Linked DNA regions of Homo sapiens: region 2 is linked to region 1. A link is an interaction called in ENCODE POLR2A ChIA-PET data of the cell type or tissue named here. Cell type or tissue: PC-9. All regions are shown on one strand. Each heading gives the region's core, and the rest is flanking DNA. Links, peaks and the distances in the headings are about the cores only.

Evidence for each region. Peaks named below come from ENCODE experiments on the same cell type or tissue, not always from the same donor. Only the 100,000 strongest peaks of a DNase experiment are listed, where the experiment ranks them.
Region 2: POLR2A ChIA-PET joins it to region 1 with 16 read pairs; 4 of 35 experiments call an interaction of 5 or more read pairs at or near these places.

What each region holds. Positions count from the first base shown.
Region 1 is chr3:13,473,036-13,478,748 of GRCh38, forward strand. It overlaps HDAC11-AS1 (HDAC11 antisense RNA 1), which reads right to left. Exons shown (of 2, transcript NR_046690.1): 2 at 3,952-4,050. Among named protein-coding and RNA genes, the nearest start is that of HDAC11-AS1, 4.2 kb to the right of the region's middle. In PC-9, for the core only: no CTCF peak of the experiment used is centred there; a DNase peak (open chromatin) is centred at 3,246.
Region 2 is chr3:13,019,869-13,025,581 of GRCh38, forward strand. The region is part of intron 1 of IQSEC1 (IQ motif and Sec7 domain ArfGEF 1); the gene reads right to left. Among named protein-coding and RNA genes, the nearest start is that of IQSEC1, 51 kb to the right of the region's middle. RefSeq lists enhancers at 1,469-1,668, 1,919-1,998, 2,899-2,958, 3,479-3,578 and a silencer at 5,201-5,330. In PC-9, for the core only: no CTCF peak of the experiment used is centred there; DNase peaks (open chromatin) are centred at 2,633, 3,073 and 3,503; H3K4me3 peaks cover 2,439 bases; H3K27ac peaks cover 2,856 bases.

The sequences.
Region 1 (5,713 bases), core at 191-5,190:
ACTCTTCCCTCTACATTTGCATATGTTTGGAATTTTCCATAATAAAAAGAAGGGGGAAAAAACCCCTTAAAGTCATGCTAACCCTGCAGGACCAGGAAGCAGTGCCCAGTCACCCTGCTGGGACCCAGCTGAGGTTAGGGAAGATGACACAGGACATAAAGTCAGCCCCATTCCTCCCTCACAGCAGGCAAGCTTGGGCAGGCATTTGACCAGGAAGGTTGAATGGGGGTGGAGAGCTAGACATCAAGTTCTGCTCTGTGGGCCTTCTGTGCCCAATCGCATAGCAGTGTGTGAACCACCAAGGCTCCAGGCACCGGGCGCTCCAACCACAGCAGCTCCTGTGCCCCTTTGCTCCCAGAAAAGGCCACATATTATACAATTGCATTTATGCGAAACGTCCAGAATAGGCACATCTATAGATCCAAAATGTGGATTAATGGCTTCCAGTGGATGCCGGGAGGGAGGAAATGGGTAATGACTGCTAAAAGGTATAGGGTTTCCTTTGGGGGCAATCGAAATGTTCTAAAATTGATGGTGATAGTTGCACAACTCTATACTAAAAACCATTGAATGGTGAATTGTATAGTATGTGAATCATATCACAATAAACCTGTTAAAAACACTGAGATGGGACTTTTCACACCTTAGATTGGCAAAATTGATTAAAAGTCTAGGGACACAAATTCATAATTGTTGCTAAAAGTGTGAATGAATGCCATCTTTTTGAAGAGCATTTTGGCAATCTCTACTAGAATTTTTATTTATTTATTTATTTTAGACGGAGTTTTGCTCTTGTCGCCCAGGCTGGAGTGCAATGGCGCGATCTTGGCTCACTGCAACCTCCGCCTCCTGGGTTCAAGCAATTCTCCTGCCTCAGCCTCCCAAGTAGCTGGGACTACAGGCGCAGGCCATCATGCCTGGCTAATTTTTGCATTTTTAGTAGAGGTGGGGTTTCACCGTGTTGGCCAGACTGGTTTTGAACTCCTGATCTCATGTGATCTACCTGCCTCTGCCTCCTAAAGTGCTGGGGTTACAGACGTGAGCCAAGAGCCCCTCCAAGAATTAAAAATGCACATACTCTTTGACCCGGCGCCTCTGCTCGTGCCTAGCCCTGTGGAAATATTTGCAGTATATTCAGGTACCTCGGGGATCTGCTGGCACATTGTAAGAGCAAAGAAACTGGAAATACGGTAAATACACACCCACGGAAAACACAATCGTACAACAGGGTACAGCACAGCCGTTAGAAAGAAGGAGGCGGATTAGCAGCGTGGATGTGAAAAGATCTGCCGAGATGTGTTTTAGGTGAAAAAAATGGCAAGGTCCAAAACAGTGGGCAGAGTGATTTTCTTTTTATAGGTAAAAAATGCTGGCATGCCAATGTCTTCAGGAAGGAAACAAAGAGACATCGTTTCTGGGGAGAGCGACTGTGATGGAAAAAGTTTTAGTTTTCATTTTATAATCCTTTGGTATGGTTTGAATTTTGCAAACGTGGGCATTCGTTAACTTTATTTTAAAAATACCACTGGGATTATCTGTGTGGCAGCATTACGGGCCATTTTCATCTTTATGCTTTTCTGTATTAAAAAAGAAAACCTTTTAAAATATCCTGCGGTCCAGAAAAATGTGTGTTGGTTCTCTGTGTGCATGTGATGAGGTACTGCTGTCGTCCCAGAGGACTCAAATTAAAGCTCATGCCCTCCCTCTCTGGGCCTCAGTTTCCCCTCCTCAGGAGAAGGCAGCAGGATGAGGTAGGGGTGTGAGTGCAGGGGGGTGTTGCTGGCTCTGAGGTCCAGAGGCTGACTCCTTAGTGAGTGTTGGGCAGCTCCCCCTCCTCCTGCTCATCTTGTCCTGGGGCCGGAGGTGAAGGGTGAGAAAGCTGGAGTGGGGAGCAGGGTTGGCTCCTCTGTAACAACAAAATGCAGGGTCTCAGAAGATGCCTGTGGCTGTAGAAGCAGCTGGGGGAAGCCTAAGATCTAAGCCAGGGCTGCAGGGGCCTCTCTGAAGGTTGGTGCACAGAGGCCTCCCTAGACTGCCCTGAGAGCGCCTGAGGCGCGGAGCATGTGTGCGCATGCATGCCGGTGTCTGTGCGTGTTAGTGTGTGGCTTGAAGAGCCTGGGGTGCCTGTGTTTGTGCTCCCACGTGTATTTGTAGGGTTATCTCTCTGTTTCCTGCGTGCGACAGAAGCTGATTTCTTGTTAAGCTCTGGGGCTCCTCTCTTAGTTGGGCTCCTTCCCAGGTCTCTAGTTTTGTATTCACAGTTTTAATCTTTTTTTTTGAGACAGAGTTTCGCTCTTGTCACCCAGGCTGGAGTGCAATGGCGCGATCTCAGCTCACTGCAACCTCCGCCTCCCAGGTTCAAGCGATTCTCCTGCCTCAGCCTCCTGAGTAGCTGGGATTACAGGCAGCTGCCACCAAACACAGCTAAAATTTTTTTTGTATTTTTAGTAGAGACGGTGTTTCACCATGTTGGCCAGGCTGGTCTTGAACTCCTGACCTCGGGTGATCCACCCACCTTGGCCTCCCAAAGTGCTGGGATTACAGGCATGTGCCACCACACCTGGCCTTTGTTTAAAAAGAACTGTCCCTCCCTCATTGTATGAACATCAGGCCTGACAAACCCTGACTCTGTCCTTGGCATATGTATATCTAGATTCACATCTATATCTGTGCCTTCCTTTCATATCTGTGCTCCAGGAACGTCCCTTTCTGGGGAGGGGACACGGCAGTGAAGACACTCAGTGTTTTGGGGTGTCCCAACTTTATCCTGGGACAATCAGGAAGACGGAGACTAGGAGATTGGCAGGGGTAGCCAGGCATGGGGCTGGGTGTGGCAGCACTCACTATAAGGGTGCATCTCTGTCTGTGCCTGTGTGTGCATCTGAATCTGGCACCGTGGGTGTGTGCCTGTAGCTGTGGGCTGTGTCTCCCTTCATCTGTGCAGCTGAGGTAACACCCCAGAGTGTGTGTGCTGGGTTTGTCATTGGCAATGGTGTGGACTAATGAGTTCCCTTGGGGCCAGTCCTGGTAGTTGGAGCAAATGACTTGTTGCCAGGAGCCTAGAGCAGGGAGTGATGATTTCACCCACCCAGGGTGTCCAGATATCCCAGCTGGTCTCCAGAGGCCCTGCTCAACTCATCTGGTTGAGACCAAGACTGGGGCCTCTCACAGGGGCTCTAGCAGTGCAGTGATTTCTCATCCCCTTGGCCATCACCCGGTCACCAGTTTGGTATAGATGGTAGGCAGAGATAGCCAAGAGTGAGTATCAGGTTTCCATGTTGACAGGATATGTGAGTGTCCCAGGTCAACAAGACCTTTGCAGGCAGTACTGGGGACAGGAGGCAGGGTTATTTTTCAAGCCCGCTCACTCCTGTTACAGAGCTGGCTCACGAGGCTGGAGGAATCTCCAAGGTTGCTCAGAACATCAGTGGTCATTCTCTGCTTACCCCCAACCTGCAGACCCACTCACCAGGGTTTCCCACCCTGCTCGGTGCTCCCCGACGAAGTGGACCCTCATGGATGCCATCACAGAGGATTCCTTGATCTTGGGGTTCCAGTTCGATCCAGCCAATGGGAAGTGCCAGCAGGGCATCAGAGGCTGGGAGAAGAGCTAATTTGGGGTATTTTCCCCATGTACCCCTAGTTTTGGCAGTGACTGTGTGGCCTCAAACCTCCTCTCAGGCTTCCCCGTGGCCCATAACTAGCTATTCTCACTGGTTCCAGGAAACCACTCCCTCTCCTGGACCCTTCAGGTTTAGGGGTGAGAGCTCCCTCCCCTCTGTTGCCAACCCCAGGTGCTGCACCATCTCCTGTTGGTCCCCTCAACCTCACCCACATCTCAGGTAAATGGCCTGTTCATTAAACTTTTTTCAGAAATCCCTGTGGAGTGAGACCTCTCTTTCTTGCTGGGGCCCTCCTGGTGCATAGAGTTACATAGAAATACAACTTATATTTCCTTGAGAAAATATATTTTCTTATTTGAATGCAAGCTCCTTCTGGCCTCCGGGACTTTGAACCTGCAGTATCTTCTGGTTGTTTAAGAACTCATCTCTTCACCAATAAAACAAACAAAACATGTTTTACATATTTAGCTGAGCTTGGCACTCATTAAGGGCATAACAAATACTAGCTAGCATTACTGTTATTGTTACCGTTGTGTTAAATGTGTATGAAATCACAGGGTCTTGGAATGGAAATAGAGGTGCTCACTTGAATTGAAAGGGGCATGGTTTTAATGTTGTAATAGGATGTCTCAATCTAATATTAGTTAGTGTTTTGAAATATTGTATCTGTGCCAATAATTCATGTTTGGTGCATTTCTGTAATATCCTTTGCGTGCCTGTATTTTTCTTTTTTTGTGTGACAGTCTTGCTCTTGTTGCCCAGGCTGGAGCGCAGTAGCGTGATCTCAGCTCACTGCAACTTCCGCCCCTGGATTCAAGCTCCTCCTGCCTTGGCCTCCTGAGTAGCTGGGATTACAGGCACCTGCCACCACACCTGGCTAATTTTTGTACTTTTTAGTAGAGATGGGATTTCGCCATGTTGGCCAGGCTGGTCTTGACCTCCTGACCTCAGGTGATCCGCCCATCTTGGCCTCCCAAAGTGCTGGGATTACAGGCGTGAGCCACCGCGCCCAGCCGTGCCTGTATTTTTCAAAAGAAGTGTTATATTTGGGACTTTCTTATTTGTTTTAAGTTGAAATATATTTCAATATTGCATGAAAGGGGAAAAACAGTTAAGTATACAATGTTCAATAAGTCAGTGTCTTGTTTCATTAAATGCCATTTAAAAATAAAATACATATGGTTAAAAAGTGAAAAAATGTATTTCTTCAAAGGGGCCTTCCCTGACCACTGTCCAAATCAGGGACCCCATTATTCTCTCTCTCACAGTCTCAGCCTATGCCTTTCACAGCAGTTACCACATTTTGTAATCACAATTTTCCTTCCTAGGTTAAGGCTTGTCTCTCCCACTAAACTATTAGCTTGACAAAGGCTTTCTGAACTCATCTGCTCTGTGCAGCTGTGTCCCCAGTGCTGTGTCTTAGTGAGCAGACACACTAGGATACTGCAACAAAGAGGCCCCCAAACACAGCAGCGTGCATAACACTTATTTCTTCCCCACGTGATAATGCGGCCGGTTGGCCCAGGCTTTCATGGTGGTTTGAAGGTGTTCACAAGCTCCAGGGCCTCCGCAGACCACTTAACTCTTTAGCTACCAGGACACAATTTTAAAAACCCTTGGCCAGGCATTGTGACTCATGCCTGTAATCCCAACACTTTGGAAGGCCAAGGTGGGAGGATCGCTTGAGCCCAGGAGTTAGACACCAGCCTTAGCAATATAGTGAGGCTGTGTCTCTTAAAAAATAATTTAAAAATTAAAAAAATTTAAAAACCCACTTATTCAGACCAATCCCACTCTCTTTGGCCTCAGCTTCAGGTCCAGGCTGCCCAGATCCTCATTCTCCCAACCAGAGGATCATCTGTGTGGCTTCCCAAACTACAGAGCAAGTTCCCTGAGGGGAAGTCGGTCTCTCACAAATGCCACAGGGCCACTGCATGCACTCTGTCACTTTATAAAATAGTACTTATTCCTTCTGTGGTTTACATCTGCCCACATCCCTGACCTTTGAGTGAGTTACTTCACCATTCTGTGCCTCAATTTCTTTATCTATAAAATGGGGATGACAATAGTTTGCCTCCTAGGACTGTCAG
Region 2 (5,713 bases), core at 170-5,169, 450 kb before region 1:
GGCCCCGCCCCACAGCCCCGTCAGGTGGCCGTGCCATTCAATGAGGAGACTGAGGCACAGAGAGGCCAGTCTGCCAGGCTCTGTGAGGCGGTGCTGCTTCTCCTACAGACCATGTGGGCAAACGGCAGCCAAGAGGGAGCGAGCGAATCACCCTTGGACAGGGCACAGCGGGCCTCCCAGTGCCGAGCCCTCTGCATTCTGTCAACAAGCCCTGAGGTTTCCAAAGTGCCAATACCTGGAAACCTTGGGACAGAAGGGGACTCAGGAAAATCCAGCTGTGGTCACAAGGAAAAGCACACGGAGAGCTCACCAAAGTCCAGGACTCACCCGCTGCCTGGCCCAGCTCCCAAGTCACCCACCCAGGAGGTCTATCCCGGGGTCTGGGGCAGGGGCAGGGGCAGGGGCAGGCAGCCGCTGACTCACTCCAGGGCTGAGCTCTGCCTCTCTCCTTTCCCACAGCCAGCCGGCATCCTCATCCCAAGAGAACACTTTAGCCCTCACTGTCTGCCCTGCTCCCTCAAACCTGCCCAGGCCCAAGACCCGCCATTGAGGCTGAGGCCCAGGGCCCCAGGCACTCTCACCCAGCAGCAGAGACAACTATGGCCACTGTAATTATGGTTTCTTATTACAGTGAGAGTAAACTGTGTGGCTGGGTTTCCCCTTTCCCTTTGGCTGCCAGGAAACTTGGCAATTTTTACCCCAACAGAAGAACCTCAGGACCCTGTATATCTCTGTTCTGTTCTATTTTTCTACCCTAGCTCATGACATCCTATTCTAAATTGTGCTTTTTCCACTCCTGATTCTTTTTTTTAGAGATGAGGTCTTACTGTGTTGCTCAGGCTGGAGTGCAGTGGCTATTCACAGGCATGATCATCACACACTACCCTTGAACTGGGCTCAAGCATTCCTCCTGCCTCAGCCTTCCGAGTAGCTGGGACTAGAGACATGCACCACCATGCCTGGCTTCTGATGTTTTTTATTAACTATTTTGTTGCAGGTATTTTCTGTAAGCTGTCACAAGTATTTTGGGAAGGAAGGAAGAAAGGAAAGAAACAAGGAAAGAAGGAGAAATAGAAGGAAGGCAAAAAGGAAGGAAGGAAGGAATGCTTATAAAGTTTATACACCAGAGAGTGAGGGCAGAAAGAAAGAGGGACAATCTTTCAATCCCTTACCTGTTGCAAATCCACCCCTTTAAATAAAATAATATGCCCTTAGGCGGCATCCAAGTACAAACACATCTTCCAAATAGGTGGCTGCCCCTAAGCCCTTCCATATACAAATTCGGGCCCCGTGTAGTTCCCCTTTACAGATGGGGAGACCCCAGCCTTGCCTGAGATCACAAGGGACCTGGCTTCCTGCGCCCTGGTCTCCCTCCTTCTGGCAGCTGCAGAGGCCGCAGCGATCACAGATGGTGTCCCCTCCCCAGGGGGCCAAGGAGCTCTGCTCCACCCTTTCATTCTCACCATGCAGGCGCCATTCCAGATACCCCCACCACCCCCCACAGCTGTCCAGCTGGGGAGAAAGCTCAACGGCAAGGGTCATCGTATCCAACACTGACTGAATGCTGGCACCGCACCGGGCCCTGATCTTAGTGTGTATTACCTCACTGAATCCTCAAAACAATCCTAAAAGGATCTGCAGATGGGAAACTTTGGCTAGAGGTGAAGCCGCTTCACACCACTAACAATGCCAAAGCCAGCATTAAACCTGGGCAGCCTGGTGTCTGAGTCCGGGCTGAGCCCTCAGCCACTCAGTGACTGACGTTTACGGTCACACGAAGGAATCACTACACCAAGCGCTGAAGGGACGCGTGTGAGCCCCATTTCGCTGGTGGGTAACAGGCTCAGAGATGCTGTGGGGCAGGGCCAGGGTCACACAGCTGTGCCCTGTGCCAGCATGTTATGTAACACATGCTGCACCTGCCCCTGGCGTTCCTTTCCTGAACGTGTGCTCTGGATCCCAGCCGAACGTGTGCTCTGGATCCCAGCCAATCGCAGCACACCCCCTGGTCATTGTTCCACTCTCCTCCTCCCGCTCCACCAGAGACTGAAAGTTGCTCCAGCTCCCTCCATCCCAGCTCCTTCCTGGACCCTGTACAGCCATGCAAACCATCCGGCCCAACAGTCGACAGCCAGGCAGAGCAGCCATGCACGCGTCCCGGTACCTGAGTGTCCTCACAGAGATGCAGTACTTCCACATAAGGCTCCACACGGCACTGCCATACCCCTTCATGCCTGGCTCGGTGGAGGAGCGAGTGGCCAAGGGGCCCACCACCACTGCCCCACCACCCAGAGTCTCCTCCTGGCCAGGGAACGGCTCTCTTCACGGATTTTCAGGTCCCTTCCTTCTTCATGGTAGGAAGAAGAAAGAAAAGCCCCCAAAGTTAGGGAAAAGAGGAGGCACTGGCTGCCACAGGCCACTGCAGGGCTGAGCCACAGGCCCCACTATCCACCGGCCAGCCTCTGTGCCCTGGTCCTGTCTAGCTGCTCCAGACCCTCCTGGCCAAGCGGCCCTCACACACTAGACCCTGTGGCTTCTGCACAACCTTGCGCCTGCCTCCTGCCAGGAGACAGCAGTGGCTGCAGGCCAGGGGAGCAGTGAGTCACTCAGGGCGGGATGGGTGAGGGGCGTCCGCCGGTGAGGAAAAGCTCAGCTGCCGGAGCCCAGGGGCTGGCCCTGCGTCCAGAGGCTGGCCTGGGATGGGAGAGGCGAGCTCAGAGAGAGGGAGGCGGGCGGGGAGGCGAGGGCGGGCCCACATCCTCCCCATTTCCCCAGAGGCTTAAACCCAACTCCCGCCCTGCAGCCCAAAGCCTGCAGCCCGGCCCACCGACCAGCTGGCCAAGATGAGGGTGGAGGAAGGGGCTGCTCTGCCACCTCACTCCTAGAGAAAGCCTGGGGTTGACACAAAGCAAAATAAAGACAAAATCAGGGCTGCTCCTCTGGACAGTGGTTGGCCCTCCAAGGGTCTCCAGCTGGTGAGTGAGACGGTTTCCAGCTCTGGCTGGGCCACTTCTTTGCTGTTTGATGCTGGGCGTGGTCAGCCCCCTCCGGCCTTAGTTTCACCTCAGGCTACTGTGGGCTTGTGGAGCTCTGGGAATTGGCCTAAGCCCTCCTCAGGCCAAGAACTAACTCATCCAGTTCTCCCAATGCCCTTAGAAAGTGGATTTTATGATTAGTGTTGGTTTACATGAGACACAGATAGAGGAAGTCACTTACCCTAGGTCACAGACCTAGGAATTGGTGGAGGTGGGATTTGAACCTTGGCAGTCTGGCTCTAAGAGCCCACGCTGGAGTCAGGGTGTAAGCTGGCTCCTCTCTGTAGGGATGGAGTGGGGTGGGATGAAGGGCTGGAGCCTCTGAGCAGCTGAAGGCCTTGGGGTCTGGGCCCAGGCTGGGTCTGGGGCATTTCCAGACTGAGGCCCCAGCTTGAGCCCCCACCCTGGTCTCCACCAGCTGCTCCCAGGCCCAGCCCAGGCCAGGCAGCTGGGGCTTCCCAGGCAGGGCCCCCAGGGATAATGACTCACGGATCAAGGTCAACACTCACAGATCTACTTTTCCCCACCTACAGCCCCCAGGAAGTCCCCCAGAAGGGCAGGTGCACCCAGCACCTGGCACCCAGCAGGGCCCTGGGCATCATGTATAGTGGGCAGCAGAGCTTCCATTTCACCGGGGGAAACTGAGGCTCAGAGAGGGCCATCACCTGTCTGCAGAAACAGGGAGGGTGGGGCCAGGGCTCCAAAGCCTTGCTCTGTCCCCAGGCCCCACCCCCGGCCTGTGCAGAATGGGAAATCTGTCTCAGATTCCAGCCTGATTCCCACATCAAGGATTAGCAGCTGCAGGCTTCTCCATCCCCTGAGCCAGGAAAGAACTTTTAATCCAAAAACAAGATAGGTTTCTACAAAGGCTGTGGCCTCCCTGGGGGACTCGGAAACCCAAATTCTTCTCCCTGTCATCAGAGGAGGCTTCACAAGCCACCACAGCAGACCTCCACCTGCCACAGGGGCTCCTCCACAGCATGCAGCGGGAGTGGCTGCCCAGCCTCTTCTTGAACACCCCCAATGATGTGAAGCTCACTACCTTTCAAGGCTCCCCATTCCTTGTTTTTTCTTTAAGCTTCCCCATTCCATCATGGAACCCCACTGACCTAAGGAAACTCTCCCTTGGACATTACTTCCCTGTCACTTTTCATACTGGCCTCGGTTCCTTGTGCCACACAGACTAAGGCCTCCATTCAAATGTTTATCTGGCCTGTCCTCCTAGTAGGGGAAGTTTTCACAATGTCTTTTGTGGGTGGAAGTAGCCTCTGCTTACCCGCTTTATCTCTACCCACTGATTCATATATTCACACATCCACACACCTTCCTCTCCAATGAATCATCCATGGATTCATTAATCCATTCACATATCCATCTATCATCTTCCTTCCTATCATCCATTCATTTATCCCCTCATCCACCCATCCATCCATCTGTTCCCTCACCCGCACATACACCCATCCATCACTCCATCCATCCATCCATCCATCCATCCATCCATCCATCCATCCATCCACCCATTTATCCACCCACCCATCCACTCATCCACCCATCTGTCCATCCATCCACCCATCCATCCATCTGTCCATCCATTCACCCATCCACATATCATACGTTGTCTGCATATCATTGTAAATTTGAATTCATTGCAAATGAGCCTTAATTCATCCATCCATCCACCCATCCACCCACCCATCCATCCATCCACCCATCTGTCCATCATCCATCCACCCATCCGTCCATCATCCATCCACCCATCCGTCCATCCATCCACCCATCTATCCATCCATCTACCCCATCTGTCCATCCACCCACCCATCCACCCATCTGTCCATCCATTTGTCCATCCACCCATCCATCCACTCATCGGGGACATGTCACACTCTATCTGTCTTTGCCATCCTCGGGGGCTCATCCTTGAGAACAGGGCACTCCTTACTCATCTTTGACTCCTTTGTCCCTACACAAGCTACTTCCTCTTGCAGAGCCTCAGTTTGTCCCTTTGCAAAACAGGAATAAAAAATCTCTGCCCTCCAGGCTGTGATGAGGAATGAGTGATACCACAACTGTGTGACCCTGGGTATAAGACTTAACCTCTCAACATCACTGTCTGCAGGACAGCATGGCCAGTTCTTGAAGTGAGAGTTCATAATGGTTTCTGAAACAGAGAGTGCACTCAGTAAATACCAGCTGTCACCTAAAAAGCCCCTGGCACTGCCGGGCACGTGTTAGGTGCTCAGTGCTAGTTGCCCTGTAGGACACAAGGAGCCCCAGAAAGAGTGGGGGAAGCGAGGGCAGGTCTGCGTGGAAGCCTTCACCCCCTCAGCCATTCCATCTCCCCAGCCACAAGGCCAAAGCCGGGCTCTGCAGAGAACTGGCTCGCCCTCCAACCTCAGTCCAGTGACTCACACAGCCCGCTGGGGATGAAGTCACTGCCGCCCAGGCAAAGGGAAGGACACATTTGTTCCCTGGGAGATGCTGATGCCATTGTGAACTTGGCCTTTGAGGGCAGGGCACAGCTCAGGGACTGTGTGCACTTGAGGAAGGCAGCAGGCACAGTGGAGGGACAGTGTTGAAGGGGACCCTGCTTGGGGAAATGAGGACTGGAAGGGGTGCCCCCTACTCTGGAAGCTTAGTGAGGGTCAGTGAGCCTCTGTCTGGCCTCTAGGCCTTGCTGA